Regions from separate parts of the Homo sapiens genome. Here region 2 is linked to region 1. Evidence: chromatin loops called from intact Hi-C (ENCODE). Cell type or tissue: natural killer cell. All regions are shown on one strand. Links, peaks and the distances in the headings refer to the core of each region. The heading gives the core; the rest is flanking DNA. Region 1 has its middle 17 kb from the start of APLN. Region 2 overlaps XPNPEP2 (X-prolyl aminopeptidase 2).

Region 1 (9,041 bases), core at 740-8,739:
GGTGAGGTCACTTGTTCAAATTCATAGAGCCACTCATGGGTGAGTAGAGCTTCAAACCTGGGTCTGTCCCCGGCTCAGGTCAGCTGCTGCTATGGTTTGAATGCATCCTTCAACTTCATGTTTTGGAAATTTAATCCCTAAATTCATATGTTGATGGTATTTGGAGGTGGTGCCTTTGGTAGGTAATTAAAATTAAATAAGGTCATCAGGGTTGTGCCCCTATGATGGAACTGGTGGCTTTATAAGAAGAGGAAGAGAGACCTGAGCTGGCACACTCTTGCCCTCTTGCCATGTGATGCCATTCTACCACGTCATGATTTAGCAAAAAGTCCCTCACCAGACGCCAGTGCCATGCCCTTGGACTTCCCAGCCTCCAGAGCTGTGAGCTAAATAAACTATTTTTTTTATAAGTTACCCAGTCTGTGGCTACAGAAAACAAACTATGATAGCTTCCCTGCTTCTGCTAAGGGTCCTCTTTCCCACCATGAGTGTGCCTCAGTCACTAGAAATTTCCGGTCTCCCAGATAACCTTTAGGGCCTCCCCAGGGACAGATTACGTCCTCGGCATTTTTCCTTGTAGAAGCTTAGCTTGGGCAGCAGCCCAGGAGGCCTCTCCAAAGGTGTTAAGTGCTCACCATTAGCACCTGATCTGTCTGGAATTGTGGAGCCAGGCACCTGTTCCAGCACACCTGCTTGGCCATTGGGGTTCCTTTCTGCACAAGGCCAGGGGCTCAGAAACGTGGGTTCCAGTCCTGAATCTGCTTCTACCCAGGGCTTGCTGGGTAGCTTAGCAAAGTCTTTCCTTGGCCCTTTCTGGGTCTCAGCCTCCTCACCTGCCCAGGACACCTGGGTGGGTAGATGTGAAGCACCTGCTTGTGACTAGGGATTTGTTGGGGTCCCAGCTAACAGTGGGGGGTGATTCAGGCTGCCCTCCAGAGGCAATTCAGGACCTGACCCAGGGACCTGTAGGGAGGAGCTCTGGGAGAAGAATTAGGCATATGGCAGGAAAATGGGAACCTAAGCCAGTGAGGAAGTCCACTGCTGGGTTACGTGGGTTGCACAAGCTTCCCATAACCCCAGGGCCTGCTGGAACCTCCATTCCATACTTCTCCCTTTGCACAAATTAAATGCTTTCTGATCTTCCCTGAATGTTAAAAAATTGGCACACTGCTGCAGAGCTAGCCTGGTGGTGTGAAACTTGGGGTTCTGAGCTCTGGATCCTAACCCCAGCTTGGTCAGTAACTGGCTGTGTGACTCCAGGCAGGTCTGTTCATCTATCAGGGGTCCTGGTTCTCCCTCATCTATTTTCATAGGATGACAATCTCTGCTTTCCCTACCTTAAACACACAGAATCATAGAAGGGCAGAGCTGACATGAGCCTGAGAGATCATTCAGTACCCTAAGCCCTGTTATTTTTACAAATGAAGAAAGTGGGACTCAGAAAGGATAAGTGAACGCTTAAGGAACATAGCTAGATAGTCCTAGCAAACTCATGTAGAGCGCTTCTCATGTGCCAAGCACTGTTTGAGGAACTTCACCTGTCCTGACTTAGTCAGTCCCCATCACAATCCCATTTTATAGCTGAGGAAACTGAGTCACTGAGAAGGTAAGCCATTAGTCTAAAGATCTTCTGTGGTATGTGCAAACGAACTGAGAGAAACAAGGTGGCATTGCTTTAAAGGAAGGCAAAGGCACTGCTGAAATGCCAAGCATTCCCTCCAGGGCTGCAGTCACCTCTCGTCTGTAGGGGAGGGGCTTCGCTTTGGCACCCTCAGTCCCAGGGCAACAGAACTGCTTGTGATTTGGGGGCTGTGAGAGGCCTGTTGGAAAGAGGGTGCCTCTTTTTCCATCTAGGCAGAGACATCTCTGGCTCCCTCCCCAGCAGGTGTAGGGATAGAGGCTGGTGACTTTGGCATACGTTATGGGGGGTTTCATCCCCCATGTCTCTAGGCTCCTGAGCTTTCTGGAAGCCTGGAGTTCCTCTCTCCTTTGGAAATTCCCAACTCCTCAGATGTGAGGGATATGGAAAGATAAGAGAGGATAAACAAAGCAGGGAGGAAAAAGGTCCCAGTGAGGAGTGCAGGGGGATGGAGGAGGGAATCTCACCACACAGCCCCTTCCACCTCCAGCACTGCAGAGACCTTCTGATCTGATTATCCTCTTTCATCCTTCCCTCTACTCTGGGCTACCCTCTAGCTCAGCTCCACAGCCTGCCCCACCCCCATTCCCACTCCCAAATTGCCTGTCAAGTTTTAGGTCCCATGCCTTGTGTAAGTTTCAAAAGGAGCTCCCCTTCTCTCAATCTATGCCCAAACTTTTAGAACCCAAGCCTATAAAGAGCTCTTTGGCCTACCCCTACCCCAAAACAATCAGCTAAAAAATGCCTACCCTTGGCCAGGCGTGGTGGCTCATGCCTGTAATCCCAGCAGTTTGGGAGGCCGAAGTGGGTGGATCATCTGAGGTCAGGAGTTCGAGACTATCCTGGCCAACATGGCAAAAACCCGTCTCTACAAAATACAAAAATTAGCTGCGTGTGGTGGTGGGCACCTGTAGTCCCAGCTACTCAGGAGGCTGAGGCGGGAGAATCCGTTGAACCTGGGAGGCGGAGGTTGCACCACTACACTCCAGCCTGGACGACAGAGCAAGACTCCATCTCAAACAAACAAGCAAAACAAACAACAGCAAAAGAAAAAAAAAAAACGCCTACTCTGTGCAGGACACCATGCAAGGGACAGTGGAGGAGGAACAGTGGAGAAAGACTTGGTCCTCACCTTTCCTCTGGGAGGCACCAGCGAAAGGTGTGTGGTGAGGGTGTGACATCCCTCATTAGCTGTTGTAGCCACAGCGCCCTCTGTACCACTCCCCCGCAACCCCAGGGATGTTCTCCTGGCCCTGAGCCTGCGCACCGGCCTCAGCAGGACCTGCGAGGGAGGGAGCTTCATACCCATCTTTTAGGAAGCAGAAGCAGGGAAAGCCTCAGCCTAAGTCACCCAAAACCCATTTCCAGTGCTCTTCTAGTTTCCCCAGACTTCCCTTCCCAGGTTCTCCACCTTCCTCCAATTCTCCGGGTCCTCCAACTGCCAGCCAAGGCTCCCCTCCCCCATGAATCCTCCCTGGATGCTCTCCTAGCCCCGATGGTCACCTGCAGGTGAGGCCAGAATTGGAACCCAGACTTCTGCCCGCCACCTTCAAAAGCCTTTGTGCTCGCCAACTGTACACCTCCTCACCAGACTAGGCATGGCCATAGCCACAATGGAGGTGACGATGCTGACAGTGATAATGAGGGAATGTAATGATCATACCTTCCAGCATGGGATGCGGAGACTTAAACATCCTGACTCCTCCAAGTTCCAAGCCTGGGTCAGTCACTTCACCTTTCTAGGCCTCAGCTTTACCTTTTCTAAAATGGAAGTAAGAATCCCTGGCTCCCTCTCGGGCTTCTAGTGACTGAAGTTTCTGAAGTTAAAATGTTTGGTACAGTAGAGAGTGCTGTGTGTGTAACGGGGAAAAAACCCCATCGTTCTCAGCGGGTACCATGAAGACCACCCTGTTTGCATGTGAAAGTGCTTTTTGATCTGTAAAAGAGCTATGGGAATTCATTTCTCAGCATTCGCTGAATGTTTATTGAGGGCCTACTTTGTACCACATTCCTTAATACCTGGAGAGGGAAACAGATGTTATTCAAAAATCACAACCGAATGTCTAACCAGGAACTGTGGCAAGGGCCCTGGAGGCGAAAAACAGGCCTCTAGGAAGTTTATCACTGAGTGCACGATCTGGGGTCAGAGAAAGCTTCCTGGAGGTGAAGTGGGAGCTGACACCTCAGGAGTGAGTAGGGGTTAAGCTGGAGAAAGGAGGTCTCAGCAGAGGGAGCACAGGGCTTGTGTCCAAAGCACCAAGGTGGGAGGAAGCAGATGTGATTTATTGTTAAACCCATTTCACAGACAACGAAGCAGGCCCTGAGAGAGGCTGTGACTTGCAGAATGAGAGATTCCACTGAACTCCTGTGTGCTGGCTGATTCCCTCTGTGGCTCTAGGCTGGGCAAGCAGGATGTACTATGGTCACTAAGACATCCTCTTCTGATAACTTGCCCCAGACTCTATCAATTCACCAGCTGAATATGAGGGGCTGAGAATTCCTCACCCACAGGAGTGGCTGGCTACATGCATCTGGGTCAGCTTGATGGCCGGACACTCTGGAAACTTCTTATATGTTTCCCTTTCTTTGCAGTCGGCCTCTCTTTCTTCTCCAAGCCTGCTTATTCTTTGGGGGAAACCCAGTGTGTCATGAGAGGCTGCCCCCTGCTGGCTGAGTCCTGGAACTGCAGGGACTTCTTCAGGCTTGCGTCAAGTCTAGGCACAGGCCATTTTAAGAAAGTTCCCGAGGTCATCTCCTCTTTCCTGTTCTGCAGGAGGTGTGAGAACGAGCAAACGCCAAAGTGTGTGTAGAGGAGTGGCTGACTGGCGTTCATCAAAGACGACTTTTTTAATGGGGGCAGCTCTAAAATTGCTTCTGCTCCAAGATTCTGAGTCTGAACAATTTTGTGGGTGTGCCCCACTGACTTGAGAGGATGCCTCTACAGGTCATGGGCATACGTGGGCTCCATGCATGTGCTTGTGTGAACACCGAATGGGTATGCATATTTGCTCCACGCTGTGTAGCATATTATAGTCCGTATGCATGTTCACTGAGAGAGGGAGAGAAGTTGCCACCCAGAGGCACCAGGGGTGAAGTCTGTGAGGGCAGAGGGCAGCATCTGGGTCTCCAAGGCCAGGCCAGGCCCCATTTGCATCCTTACAGGACTGTCCTAGGCTGTCTGGCCCTCGAGCTGTCCCAAGGAGCTCTTCCCTCAGTGAACCCCATGTTCCCACCAGTTTTCCCCCTACCAGATACACCAACCCTGCCCACCCCCCCACCACCAGCTGCTGTGGGAAATCTCATACCTTCTGGTGGCCATAGGCAGATCTGATTCCTGCGTGTGCTCATGGGACCTCTCAGGGAGCAAACCCTCCCTTCACCCGGCCCCTGCCAAGGCCCACATCCAGGGCTGCTGTTTTCCTCTATCTGGGCTGGTGCATCCCTATAGCGTGTTTCTGGCCAGCAAACATTCTAATCAGTTGGTGTCCAGACCTTGCTGGCTATTAAAGATTTTTCACTATTGCCCCTGTCCAATTCCCATACTCCCAGGTAACGTGTGCATTTTAACCTGGAGCTTCATGAGGCCATGAGTTAGGGCGTTACTCTTGTTCTCAGGCAAAGTTTTTTTTTTTTTTAAACAATCCTTTCTCATTGCTCCTCCAAATGGCATGAAAACACTAGCCCACCTTGCTAGTCTCGGCAAGCAAAATCCCTTGGTGAGGCCATGAGCCATCCGTTAAATACTTGAGCTATTAAGTTGAAAGCAGAAGTGTCAGATCACAGTTGAATGACCCCCTTGGACTTTGCCCAAAGGGAAAGCTTTCTGAGTGAGCTCAGAGGGATGGGAGCTCTGGAGGCTCCAAGTTCAGCTCCAAGTGAGTGCTCACACGCAGGCCGAGCCTTGTCCTTTGCCCATGGGTGGAGCACACCAGCCACTCCCGCCGCATTTCTAGGAAATACCCCCTTCTGCTCCCTGGCTTTGGCCTCAACTCCTCCTTGCAGAAGTGCAGACAGTGGAAAGCTGATTTTCATAGGTTATTGTCATGCTGGGCTCCTCCTCCGCCCAGCCCATGACTTGCTCCTTCCCAACTGCTGTCCTCCCCTTATGGCGGCCCTGGGGACTGTGAGGTGGTGTGACAGAGAGAAAGCTTCCATCCCAGTTGTGCCACTTGGTAGGTGAGCCACTCTCCCGCTCTTAGCTTTACTTCCCATTATCTATCACAGGGGATGGTAACTGTGCCCTTTGCTGTTGTCTTTAGGCCCAATTGAGACATGGATCCAAAAGTACTTGGAAAGGAAAACTATTGCTGGAAGCACGCAAGTGGTGATGAGCTCAAAGCTCAGAGGTGCTACCCTCAGCCAGCTCTCTGGTCAGCACAGAATCTTACCCTTGCCAGAGTCCCTTTCTGATTTTCCGTGTGCAGGAAGATTAGTGACCCATAGTCATATAGAATCCCAAGCTTGTCAGGGACTTTAGTTGGGCCATCAAGGGATAATACAAGCTACCATTTCTTGAGCAATTATATGTTAGGTACTGTTCTAAGTGCTTTATATATTATACGCATTTCATCCCCACAACAAGCCCATGAGGAAGAAACTCTTATCATTCCCATTTACAAATGAGGAAATCAAGGCTCAGTATGATTAAGTGAATTGCCCAAAGTCACACAGCTGGTAAACTGAGCCAAGATTTGAAGACTGGCTATCTGGCTCCAGAATCTGAGCTCTGAATCATTGTGCTCTGCGGGCTCTACATGGCCCTCACTGAGCAGGATTTTTTGCCTCTGCTTGTACATCTCCAGTGATGGGGAGCTCATTGCTTCCCAACGTAGCCTGTTCTAACTTCACTTAGCTGTGGCTGCTGGAAACTTCTAGCATGTCTGGCCAAGCCTTTGGTGATCCAGACCACACAAAGATCTGTTTCCTGAAGGCTTAAGCAGGGGATAGGTGAAAAACAGGAGGCTACAGAAAGCAAGTATTCTCCCTGTACCCCTCGACACACAGAGACCCCCCGATTCCATTCCTTTGGGCATGTCAACTCCTTTTCCTCCAGTGGAGGTTGACACAGGAAGTAAGATGGTCCCCTCCACCTCAATATACTTTTCAATTGAAGAGAGTTGGTGAGCCCACCTGTTTGCTCCAGTTAGAGCCTCGGACATACGCAGTGCCCACTGTATTAATGAGCGTGCACTAAATACTGAATGAACGAATGAATGAATGAATGGGCATGTGAATGAAGAACAGGCTCACAGCCTCCTTTCCTGCCAGCCTCAGTCTCCTGGAAGAGTTAGTTTTGCACTGTGCTTTGAGATCCTGACAAGCAGCATTTCCATGGTAACGAGGCATAGACCTGCCAGTCTGCAGGGCCAAATTCTTTCCTGTCACATGGACTGTTAGCTCGCTCCGGAAAAGATCCTAAACTACTGTCAGTGTATGCAGAGCAGGTCACTGTCAGCTGGGAGACCCTCAGAGTAGGCACTGCTGGGCAGATCTCCCAGTGCCTATCTCCTCTGGGAACTTCCCGGACTGATCGACCTTACTGGAGTTTCCATGGTAACAACACTAGGCTAATGGGTTGCCAGGGTGATGGTGTGCTACTGCTAAGATTGCATGGACTGGACCACACAGGGCCACTGAGTTGAAAAGATGCTAATAACACCTTTTGAGTTTCCATGACAACAACACTCGAGCACCGGGTAGGCTTTGTCCCAAATGCAGATTAGGCCCCCGCCCTCCACACTCTGGGAGAACGCCCTGGGAGGTTGGGCCACTGGGAACTGTCGTACCCTCCTAAAGGAAAGAGGTGGCCAGGGCCTGTTCCTCCTCCTCAGCCTCTTCCCTGCCCAGGGCCCCTTGCCATACTGTTCCTCAGGGCATCTGGTGGAAGTAGCCTGGTTTTGGGCAGTTGGAACTGTCAGAGAGGAGTTCTGGGACAGAAAGACAGCTCAGGATGGGTGGTGTGGGAGAAAATGGAGCTTTGGGGTACCTTTGGGATCCAGTGCCTCTCTTGGTGTATCTGCTCCCAGGCCAGGGAACTCATGCACTCTGGGATTGAGGAAGTGGCCAAGGAGCTCTCTTTCCCTATCAAAGCCAAAAGCATGCGGTCAGAGTTTTCAAACTTTTTTTTTTTTTTTTTTTGAGATGGAGTCTCGCTCTCTTGCCCAGGCTGGAGTGCAATGGCACGACCTCGGCTCACTGCAACCTCCGCCTCCCAGGTTCAGGTGATTCTCCTGCCTCAGCCTCCTGAGTAGTAGCTGGGATTACAAGTGCCTGCCACCACGCCCAGTTATTTTTATTTTTATTTTTATTTTTGTATTTTTAGTAGAGACGGAGTTTTGCCATGTTGGCCAGGCCCGTCTCAAACTCCTGACCTCAGGTGATCCACCTGACTCGGCCTCCCAAAGTGTTGGGATTACAGGCGTGAGCCACTGTGCCTGGCCTCAAACTGTTTTTTTAAAGCCTTGGCACATATAAATTCCATCAAAGCAGGCTCAGGGGCCCAGAGCCCCACCCATTCAGTCTCATCCCTCTCCCTACCACAGAGTTCCCTGAGGCACCCAAGCTTCTGTGGAACACAATTTGAAAAACCTCTGGTCTAGGCCACTCCATCTCATAGTCCAGACAGAGAGGCTGAGAACCAGAAAGGGCAAGTGACTTGCCCAAGGCCCCATCGCCAGCCATTAGGACAGTCAGAGCTAAAACAAGAGTCTCACGTTTGTAGGGTTACTCCCAATCCACCAGGACGTTATTGACCTCTAACTTGGGTTCTCTGACTTCCAGAAGACCACTGGAGCTTCTGCCCTTCCACTTATTCATGGATCTGGGGATCTGGGGAGGAGAGAAGTTTCCGTTGTGGGGGCAGGCACAAATGTTTAGAACGAACCTTCCAGATGTGACATTTTTAAGCACCTACTAAGTGCTAGCCATTATGGTAGGATATGCTTTCTATGCTGGTTGGTTGTCATCTTTTTCTTTTTTCTTTTCTTTTTTTTTTTTTTTTTGAGACAGGGTTTCACTCTGTTGCCCAGGCTGGGGTACAATGGCGCGATCTCACTGCAACCTCCACCTCCTGGATTCAAGAGATTCTCTTGTGTGCCATCACGCCTGGCTAATTTTTTTATTTTTAGTAGAGACGGGGTTTCACCATGTTGCCCAGGCTGGTCTCGAACTCCTGACCTCAGGTGATCTGCCCGCCTCAGCCTCCCAATGTGCTGGGATTGTAGGCATGAGCCACAGTGCCTGGCCCTGGTTGTCATCTTATCTCTTCTTTATAAAAAGTTATTGAGACAGGCATGGGTATCTTCAACAGATGAGAAAACAAAAGCTCAAGGGGAGTAAACTGAAGCTTGGGTGTATTAAACATTGAACATCTCTTTAGCAGGGACGTCTCCTTACTAGCTCC
Region 2 (9,041 bases), core at 654-8,653, 120 kb before region 1:
GCCAACAGCGTGCATGCTTCACGGAAGTTTAGCACACTCATTCCTGTGGTTGTGACGGCTGCTGAGTTTTCTTAAGGCCTTTCATGAGGGTTGAGGTTTGCTGACTTGGCAGCTTAGCCTTCCTCTGTCAGCGGAGGGAGGTGGCCTGACAGTGGCCTCTTCTGGTCACTTCCAGAGGCGATGTGGTCAATCTCCATCACCACACAGGTTCACAGGCTTGTCACTTTGGGCAGGACAGCCAGAGGCAGCAGACTCCGCCGCTAAACTGTGAGCTCCTGGAGACCTGGACAGCATTTTGTTCCCCTCTCTGTGTTTCCAGCACAATGTCTGCCCCATAGTCGGCCTGCTGCATGCAGCATGACGGCAGCTCGCTGCTCCACCCCCAGGGCCCTCTGGTGCACAGAGACAATGCCCTCGCCTCTGCCCCAGCTGGCCAGCCCTCGATGTTTCCTGAACACCTCTGGCTCCTTTCCACCGCGGAGGCTTCACTTGTGCCGTTTTCCTCCACTTGGGATGCCTTTCTTTCTCCTTTCTGCTGAGTACAGGGCCAGGCACACAGGCAACAACAAAAAAATATTTGTGCACTGATTTACCAGAATAGGATGAGGCTCAGCTTGGGCTGAGGCCTTGTCAGTGGCCTGAAATATCCCCGGGGAAGCAGCAGGGAGCACTGGGTTTTCCGGCACCAGTGGTGTCACCTTGGGCAAACTACTTAACCTCTCTGAGCTTCAGTTTTAGCCTCTGAAATGGAAGGGATCTTGACTGCTTGGGTGCCCCCTTGGGGGAAGGTGGTGAGGGGAAATCTGGGCCCATGCTTACCTTCTGGAAGGCAGAGGGGGTGCCCCAGTGGACTGTTCTGGTGATGTCTGTGGTCCCGTCCCTATGGAGAAGGAAAACCAACATGCCAAATGCCTGGGGCTAGGGACTGGGGCCATGTGCTTTCTGTGTGCTTTCCACAAGTGGCAGGGCTGGGATGGGATGGGTGGACGGCGAAAGGAAGAAGACAGCTACCATAATCAAAATCCCCTCTTCAGCACCTATGTGTGAAAGGCCTCTGCAAACCTATCAAGTTAAAAGTTACTAAGTTGTCTGACAAGTGTGACTCCCCACCCTACACACTCCTCCCCCATCCCACTCATTTTGGCTGTTCTGTAGGTCTGGGTTTCCTTGGGTCCAGCTGGTTATGAAAGCAAGGCTTCTTCCAGGCTTCCTGGGAGGCAGAAAGGGGAATGTCCCCTTTTTACAGCTGGGGAAACTGAGGTCCAGAGAGATTATATTATCATAACACTCTCATATTCAGATAGTTGTCGACCATTTATAGGACACTTTTGCTGCTCCCTGGGAAGAATGGTAGAAGAGGCCTCATTATCCCCAGTTCACAGATGAGGCCATTGAGGCCATGCGGCTGTTTCCCTCTCTGAACCTCAGTGAAGCCAGGCCTAGAGCAAGCACTGCCTCTCCACACAGTCCTCTCCATGGCAAACACGGATCTGACCCAGTGACTTGCTGAGTTCCAGTTAGGTGAAGCCTCAGTCCCAAGGTCTGACTCCCAACTCCCAGCTGCAGCAGTTGCCACAGATGGCCCCTGTGATCATGCCTTGGTGAGGGAGAGGGGAGAAATGGTCCCAGGGCCCTGGGGCTTCTCCTTGGGTCATGGGGTGTGGTGACCTTCTTCTTCAGAAGGAAAGAAGAGGAAGTGAGGTGACTATTTCCCCGGCCTCACCCTACTCTGAGCACACCCCATTCCAGCAACGCCCCCACAAATTCACTTCCCCTTTGCTCATTGGCCATCTCAAGTACACACAGCATCGAACTCCTGACCAGCAAAGGCTGCTAAGCTGAGCGCCTGCTACTCTGGATCCCCTAGAGCTGTGCTAAGAACAAGCAAAGAGCCTCTGTCGTTAGCACATTCGCCATTTCCACAGGACTCCTTGCTCCTCCATCAGTTCAGTACGGCCCTTCTTTTGTCCCACCCCACGCTTCCCACACTTCCTTCCTCAATGAGAAGGGAAAATCTTTCAGGTCAGCTCAGCTCAGCTCAACTCTGGTGTGAATGATCAGTCACACGTTTGGAAGGAATGGGGTTAGCCTATTCTTTTTCTTTCTTTCTTTCTTTCTTTCTTTCTTTCTTTCTTTCTTTCTTTCTTTCTTTCTTTCTTTCTTTCTCTCTCTCTCTCTCTCTCTCTTTCTCTCTCTCCCTCTTTCTTTCTTTCTTTCTTTCTTTCTTTCTTTCTTTCTTTCTTTCTTTCTTTCTTTCTTTCTTCCTTTTATAGTCTTGCTCTTATTGCTCAGACTGGAGTGCAGTGTCACGATCTCGGCTCACTGCAACCTCCGCCTCCCGGGTTCAAGCGATTCTCCTGCCTCAGTTTCCCTTGGGAAGCATGCTCCACCACACCCGGAAAATTTTTGTATTTTTAGTAGAGATGGGGTTTCACCATGTTGCCCAGGCTGGTCTCAAGCTCCTGACCTCAGGTGATCTGCCCGCCTCGGCCTCCCAAAGTGCTGGGATTACAGGTGTGAGCCACCACGCCTGGCCAGGTTAGTCTATTCTGCACGGCTGTCATGTCTGAGCATTCAGGTTGTACACTGTACAAAGGTAGCCCATCAAAAGGGTTGCTTCTCTCATCTGCCCCCACCTCCACCCTGAACAGTGCCATGGGGAAGAGGGGGCTGAGGAGTCTGCATGACGTTGGTGGTGCGGGGGTGTCCAGGGTGTGCACTAGTGGATGAGAGTAGGGTATATGTGTTTGTGTGGCCAGGCAGGGACATTGAGTATAGTTGCTCAGACTGTGTAATAATACGTGGACTTAGAAAACATTTTACTTGAGGCTGGGCATGGTGGCTCATGTCTGTAATCCCAGCACTTTGGGAGGCTGGGGCAGGTGGATCACCTGAGGTCAGGAGTTTGAGAACAGCCTGGCCAACATGGTGAAACTCCATCTCTACTAATACATACATATATATATATGTGTGTGTGTGTGTGTGTATGTGTGTGTATATATATGTGTGTGTATATATATATGTGTGTGTGTGTGTATATATATATATATATATATATATATAGCTGGGCATGGTGGTGGACACCTGTAATCCAAGCTACTTGGGAGGCTGAGGCAGGAGAATCACTTGAACCCGGGATGCAGAGGTTGCAGTGAGCCAAGATCGCGCCACTGCACTCCAAACCTGGGCGACAGAGTGAGACTCTGTCAAGAAACAAACAAACAAACAACCCACAAAAAACAGCAACTTAAGCAAAGGGAGTCTTTTCCTAATTCCCACAGAGGTGCTGCCTGGGTCCTGCCACTATTCCAGCCTCTGTGTATTTCCCACTGTGCAGGGACCCCCATGTGTGAAAATGGGTAGGATGTTCGGGGCTCATTCCAGATCTCTCCTTTTTCAGACGAAGAATCCGTGGCCCAGGAAGGGAAAGCTTTGGCTGACTCTTGGCAGGCTCAGGAGGTCTGAGCAGAGACATCCAGGCTAGGGTGAGGTCGGGGTACATACCAGTACTGCCCCCCAGAGTCCAGCAGGTACATCTCATCTGAGGACAGCTTGCGGTTCAGCTCCTTGGTCGGGCTGAGAAGGGGAGAGAATGTTGAGAAGGGCAGCCTAACCCTGCACTGGGTCACGTGGGAGGCCTTGGTGGGAGGACCTCTGGGGCCTGGGCTTCCAGGCCAGTCCCTCTGGAGGAAGTCATTCTATCCCAAAGGGCCCTGGAAGAGAACTCAGCTTCCGTTGCTGCTGTCCTCAGCACACGTCTGTTAATCCTGCACCTGGCTGAGCCAGGCCCTGGTCCCCAGGGAGGAGAGAGAGGGTAAAGCCCAGAATATGAGAGCTGGGAGAGCCCTAGAGACCCCCCAGCTCAGCTGTCTCCTTTTCCATAAGGAGAAGCAGGCCTATGGAGGCCAAGGGGCTTGCACGAGGATGCGCGGTAAAGCGGCAAAGAGCTGGGCCTCTACCCAGATGCTCCCTCCGGCCCTTTGTCTCTAACTTCCTGCTGCCTCCGAGAGCAGAGGGCCCTGAGAAGAAGCAGAGCACAGGAAGGGAGGATACCTCCAGGGTGGGGCTGCTGAGCAAGAGGTGGTAAAGCCGAGGAGCACCCACCCTGCCACTCTAGCCCGAGTGGGTAGGAGGGGCTGGGGCAAGGCAGCCGAAGGCGTGGGAGACACCAGGGGACACCAGGGGAGGGAATTCTGGGACATGTCAGGCACTCCCTTGGAGGGCATTGACCTCTCCCTGCTGTGCCCATGCCAGGCGGAGGCAGCTGGTCAGCTTTTCATCAGGCAGGCCTGCAGGGGTTTGTTTTCTATAGGGCCAAACACCTGGCTAGCCTGTATCTTGGGCCCACCTTGGCTGGTTCAGGCTGAGTGAACAGACCTCTCTCCATGTGAACTCGTGAGCTTTAAGCATTAGCTAACATAAGCAACACATGGGAAGCCAGGGAAAAGCATCCAATGGCATCGGTGTCTTCCTTCCAGGTCCCCCAGCCTCCAGCTCTCAGGCCTTTTCATTACAAGGCAACTCCCTACTCCACACTGAGCTCCTCTCCCAGCCCCCACAGGGCTAGGGGCCTCGGACCTTCAACGTGGACTCAGGTCCCAGAACATCCCCCTCCCCTCACCCTGTTCCTCTACACACACAACAGGATGCCCCAACAGGGCCCTAGAAAATTCTTTTTCCTCAAGTACCTGTAGTGGGCCAGGGCAGCATTCAGACCACTAGCAGAGATGGTTTCAAAACTGGGTCCGGAGGAGAACTGTTCTTCTCTGGAAAGTACAAGGCAAGGCATGGTCAATGAATGGGCCCCTGGACTAGGCTGGGCCCGGGATATCTAATCAAATCCAATGAAGGTCATGGCTGCCTCTACCTCTCAACTGGACACCATTTGGCTCTCCCAGCCCTCACCTCCTGGTTCCATCTCCTCAAGCCCTGACCTGTCATTTATAGAGGAAGATCAGAGGACACACTGTAGACACACATTATTTCCTCTCCACCTCCATTTTACGGATAGGAGTGAAGAAACCCAGCTCTCTGTATCTGAAAACTCCCCCAGTCCTGGGAGAGCATCCTGTACCTCAAACCTACAATCCGGCCCTGACCTGGGCCAAGCATGCCTTCGGGAATCCTCCTCCCTACCTGGTATTCTCAAGTGGTCCAGGGGCTGACCTGGTCTGAGCCACAGCACCCCCCAGGGAGATTCAGACCGTACCTGAAGCAGACACTAGGGGACGCTATTGGGTTGTGGCCCTTCGAGTTGTCCTGCTTTCAGCGGGGCGGGAAATATCATCCAACGCCCCCTGCTCAACTCCCCGACCACCCAAGAACCTGTCACTCCTTGTTCTCCAGAGCCCTCCCCCACCCAGCACGCATATGAGGAGGATCTTCCTTTCTGCTAAGTAAGGGGACAAATTCCCCCTCCCTGCCCCCACTGCCACACTAAAAGACAGTCAGCCAAAAAGGACGGCCGTGGCTCTTCACCCTCGGAACTTGTCCACGATCTCTGCCCCCGAGAACTCATCCACTGTGCCTTTGGGCACGTTCTTCTCCAGCCAGACCAAGTACCGGATCACAGCCACAGCGTCCCGCACCTGGAGTTGGGGAAGCAGGGAAACAGAGGAGCCGGGTGAGGTCTGGTTGCAGCCACAGGCTCCAAGATGATGGAGATCAGATAGCGGCTCCAGGATGTGGAGCTTTGAAAACACTGGCTATTTGATGTCAAAGAATTCTTGTTAGTGTTTATATATGATCATAGTGTGTTCCTGTTTTTGAAAGAGTTCTGTGTTGACGGCAGAAATGACACACTATCTAGGATTTACTTTTAAAAGAATCCAGCAGCAGAGGGGGTGGTTGTGGTGGTAATGAACATGGGGTTATAGACAAGACAAGAATGGCCATGAGTCAAGGATTATTGAAGCTGGATGAAGGGACACTGGAGATTATGATGCTATTTTCTTTATCTTTGTGTGTGTTTAAAATTTCCTATGAGACAAAGTTTTTTTTAAATGAGGTGGTTTATCTTAATTTTAACAAGAATTCTTTTTTAAAAATTGAGCCATCCTCTTGCCAGTGTGAGGAAATCATTATAGCTAACACTTATTTAACACTTAGAATGTGCTAGGTGGTGCTCAGAGCAATATACATATTCATTGAATTCTCACAACAACCATATGCTGTAAGATTACTGTTATGATCCTCATTTTACAGATGGGGTAACTGAGGCCCAGAGAGGTAAAATGACTTGGTCAAGGTCACCCAGTTAGGAATTGGGTGGAGCTGTGGTTTGAACTCAAGGCACCCTAGCTCCAGGGCCTGTGCTCTAAACCACTGTACTATATTGGGGGCAAGGATATGAGGTGCATGTGGGCGCCCAGGAATAATTTGGTGTCTGCTTCTTTATTTCTTTTTCTTTCTTTCTTTCTTTTTTTTTGACCTAGTCTCGCCCAGGCTGGAGTGCAGTGGCATGATCTCAGCTCATTGCAACCTCTACTTCCCAGGTTCAAGCGATTCTCGTGCCTCAGCCTCCTGAGTAGCTGGGACTACAGGTGATCGCCACCACGCCTGGCTAATTTTTGTATTTTTAGTAGAGACAGGGCTTCACCATGTTGGCCAGGCTGCTCTCGGACTCCTGAGCTCAAGCAATCCTCTCACCTTGGCCTCCCAAAGTGCTAGGATTACAGGCGTGAGCCACCGCGCCCAGCTTGCTTCTTTGTTTCATTGAGGGTCTTCTTCAGGCTCTTCTGGAGGCCTTTCCTTTCTAACTCATTAGGCTGGATACTCCCAAAAGGCCATGTCTGCCTGAACGTGGACTTACGTGGCTGGCCTTGAGGAGGGCCTGCTCCTTGCTGTTCTTCACTGCCTTGGTCATCATCACTGGGGAGTAGGTGTCTGTCACGAGTTTCTCCTGTTGGGGGCAGGGAGGAGAAAAGGAGGTCTGGGGGCACAGGTCTGGGGGCACAGTAAAGGAGGTCTCCATGGCACAGGGGTGTTTTCAGAGGACTGGCAGGAGGACCCAGCAGACGTGAGATTTGCCACCATTTCGTGGCAATGCTCTCTACTCTGTGTGTGCTTTCTGTCTTTCCTAGTTTTCCACGTCCAGCTGAACCCTCTCTCCTTCCAGGAAGGCTTCCTTGATTGACACTGCCTTGCTTGGCAATGAACTCCCTGTCTTCGGATCCCACCAGCACTCTGGGATGGATCAGAGTCTGGCCTGAGTCACTCGACAGGCTGTCCTGACAGTGTAAGTTTCCTGTACATATCATGACAGCTACCATTTATTGGACACTACCATGTGTCAGTCATATACACTATCTCCTTTAGATCTCCACTGAGCGACTCCTGCGAGGTCAGGACTCTTATTGCCATTTTATAGGTGAAGAAAAAGACCCAGATTGGCTAAGTTGCTTGTCCAAAGTCACTGCACAGCTAGTTAGGGACAGAGCTGGAATTCATTTTCAAGTTTGGCTGACTCCAAAGTCTCTGCTAGATCAGGCCGTATACTCTCCAGCCTCCTGACAATTTTATGAGCTCTCTGGATGGCCATCCCTGTTTCCTCTTCTGGCTCTTCCCAGTTAGGCCAAGAAGGGAACTCACTGCACAGTTGTTGGCTGACCAGATGACTGAATGGCTGAGGGGCTTCACCTCACTTTAGGTTAAGACTTCTCAGGCCTAGAGTGGGGATTGGTGCCTGGCTTGGGCTGGGGCCTGGCAAACCCACCTTGGGTATCATTTCATAGATCCCATACATGGTATAGCTGGTCCCAATCCAGATCCTCACATCTCCCAATGAGTAGGCCTGGATGCTGTCACGAACTTGGCTGTAATCCTCGATTTGCACACACATGGGGCCTGTGCAACTGGAGTTCAGATAGCTCAAGGTTTCGGAGCTAAAGCGACTCTTGTTTGCAAACAACCTGGGTGGGGTGGGAAGACAAGGAGGGTCCTGAGCATCTGCTAAGGATGCAAAGGACCAGAGGCAGTCACAGTCCCTCTGTTCCTGGAGGTCAAAGGAAGCCAGCCCCAGGGAGCCAAGCAGGCCAGATTTGGGATTCAATAGGGACAGAGGTTTAAAGAGTCAGGAAAAGACAACAGGGGGTTTTCTAAAGGGTCGTGCTGCAGCAGGCGCCGAGCTGATGGGCAGCCAGAGGGCTGTATATTAAGGCGGGATCAGTGGTGGGGCATCAAGAGGGTGGAAGTTGGAGAAAGTCCACAACAGCAAGCTAAGGAAAAGCCATACCTAATAGAAGAGTCTGTGAGCAGCGTGTAGGAATAGAAGAAGGGGTTATAGGGGATGTCACTGGCTCGAAGGTTGAAGAGCCCTGGGAAGAGAATTGACAAGGAATATTTAATGCTGATCTGCCTGAGGCAAGCTTTTCTTTTCCTCTTTTTTTCCTTTCCTTCCTTCCTTCTTTCCTTCCTCCCTTCCTTCCTTCCTTCCTTCCTTCCTTCCTTCCTTCCTTCCTTCCTTTCTTTCTTTCTTTCTTTCTTTCTTTCTTTCTTTCTTTCTTTCTTTCTTTCTTTCTTTCTTCCTTTCTTTCTTTTTCTTTCTTTTCTTTCTTTTTTGACAGTATCTTGCTCTGTCACCCAGGCTGGAGTGCAGTGGCAAGATCTCACTGCAATCTCCACCTCGCAGGTTCAAGCAAGTCTCCTGCCTCAGCCTCCCAGGTAGCTGGGTTTGCAGATGCCTGCCACCATGCCCAGCTAATTTTTGTATTTTTAGTAGAGACGGCGTTTCAACATGTTGGTCAGGCTGGTCTTGAACTCCTGACTTCAGGTGATCCGCCCACCTTGGCCTCCCAAAGTGCTGGGATTACAGGCGTGAGTCACCGCACCCGGCCAGAGGCAAGCATTTCTGACACTTTTGCCCCACTGTTTCCTTTGGCCTCCAAAGATTACCAACAGCATGCTTGTATCATCTACCTCTGCATGTTACTCAATCTTTTTGCCGGGGGGGGGGGGTGGGGGAGTGGGCGTCTTTGAGATGCTGTTGAGAGTTATGGATCTTTTCCCCCCAGAAAAATGCAGATACTTAGCAGTCAGCACAC

Evidence for each region. A loop is a pair of places that touch in the nucleus more often than their neighbours do. Peaks named below come from ENCODE experiments on the same cell type or tissue, not always from the same donor. Only the 100,000 strongest peaks of a DNase experiment are listed, where the experiment ranks them.
Region 2: it touches region 1 in a loop (12-fold over the local background); 2 of 110 quality-filtered maps call a loop at or near these places.

What each region holds. Positions count from the first base shown.
Region 1 is chrX:129,632,955-129,641,995 of GRCh38, reverse strand. No RefSeq gene overlaps it. Among named protein-coding and RNA genes, the nearest start is that of APLN, 17 kb to the left of the region's middle. RefSeq lists a silencer at 4,225-4,394. In natural killer cell, for the core only: CTCF peaks have their summits at 4,112 and 4,314 (motif pointing left); a DNase peak (open chromatin) is centred at 4,305.
Region 2 is chrX:129,751,019-129,760,059 of GRCh38, reverse strand. XPNPEP2 (X-prolyl aminopeptidase 2) reads right to left here. Exons shown (of 21, transcript NM_003399.6): 9 at 8,234-8,315; 10 at 7,715-7,910; 11 at 6,812-6,901; 12 at 5,479-5,588; 13 at 4,689-4,766; 14 at 3,505-3,576; 15 at 820-880. Among named protein-coding and RNA genes, the nearest start is that of XPNPEP2, 17 kb to the right of the region's middle. RefSeq lists enhancers at 1-12, 33-82, 3,676-4,175. In natural killer cell, for the core only: a CTCF peak has its summit at 5,234 (motif pointing right); DNase peaks (open chromatin) are centred at 1,789, 3,509 and 3,999; H3K4me3 peaks cover 789 bases; H3K27ac peaks cover 3,322 bases.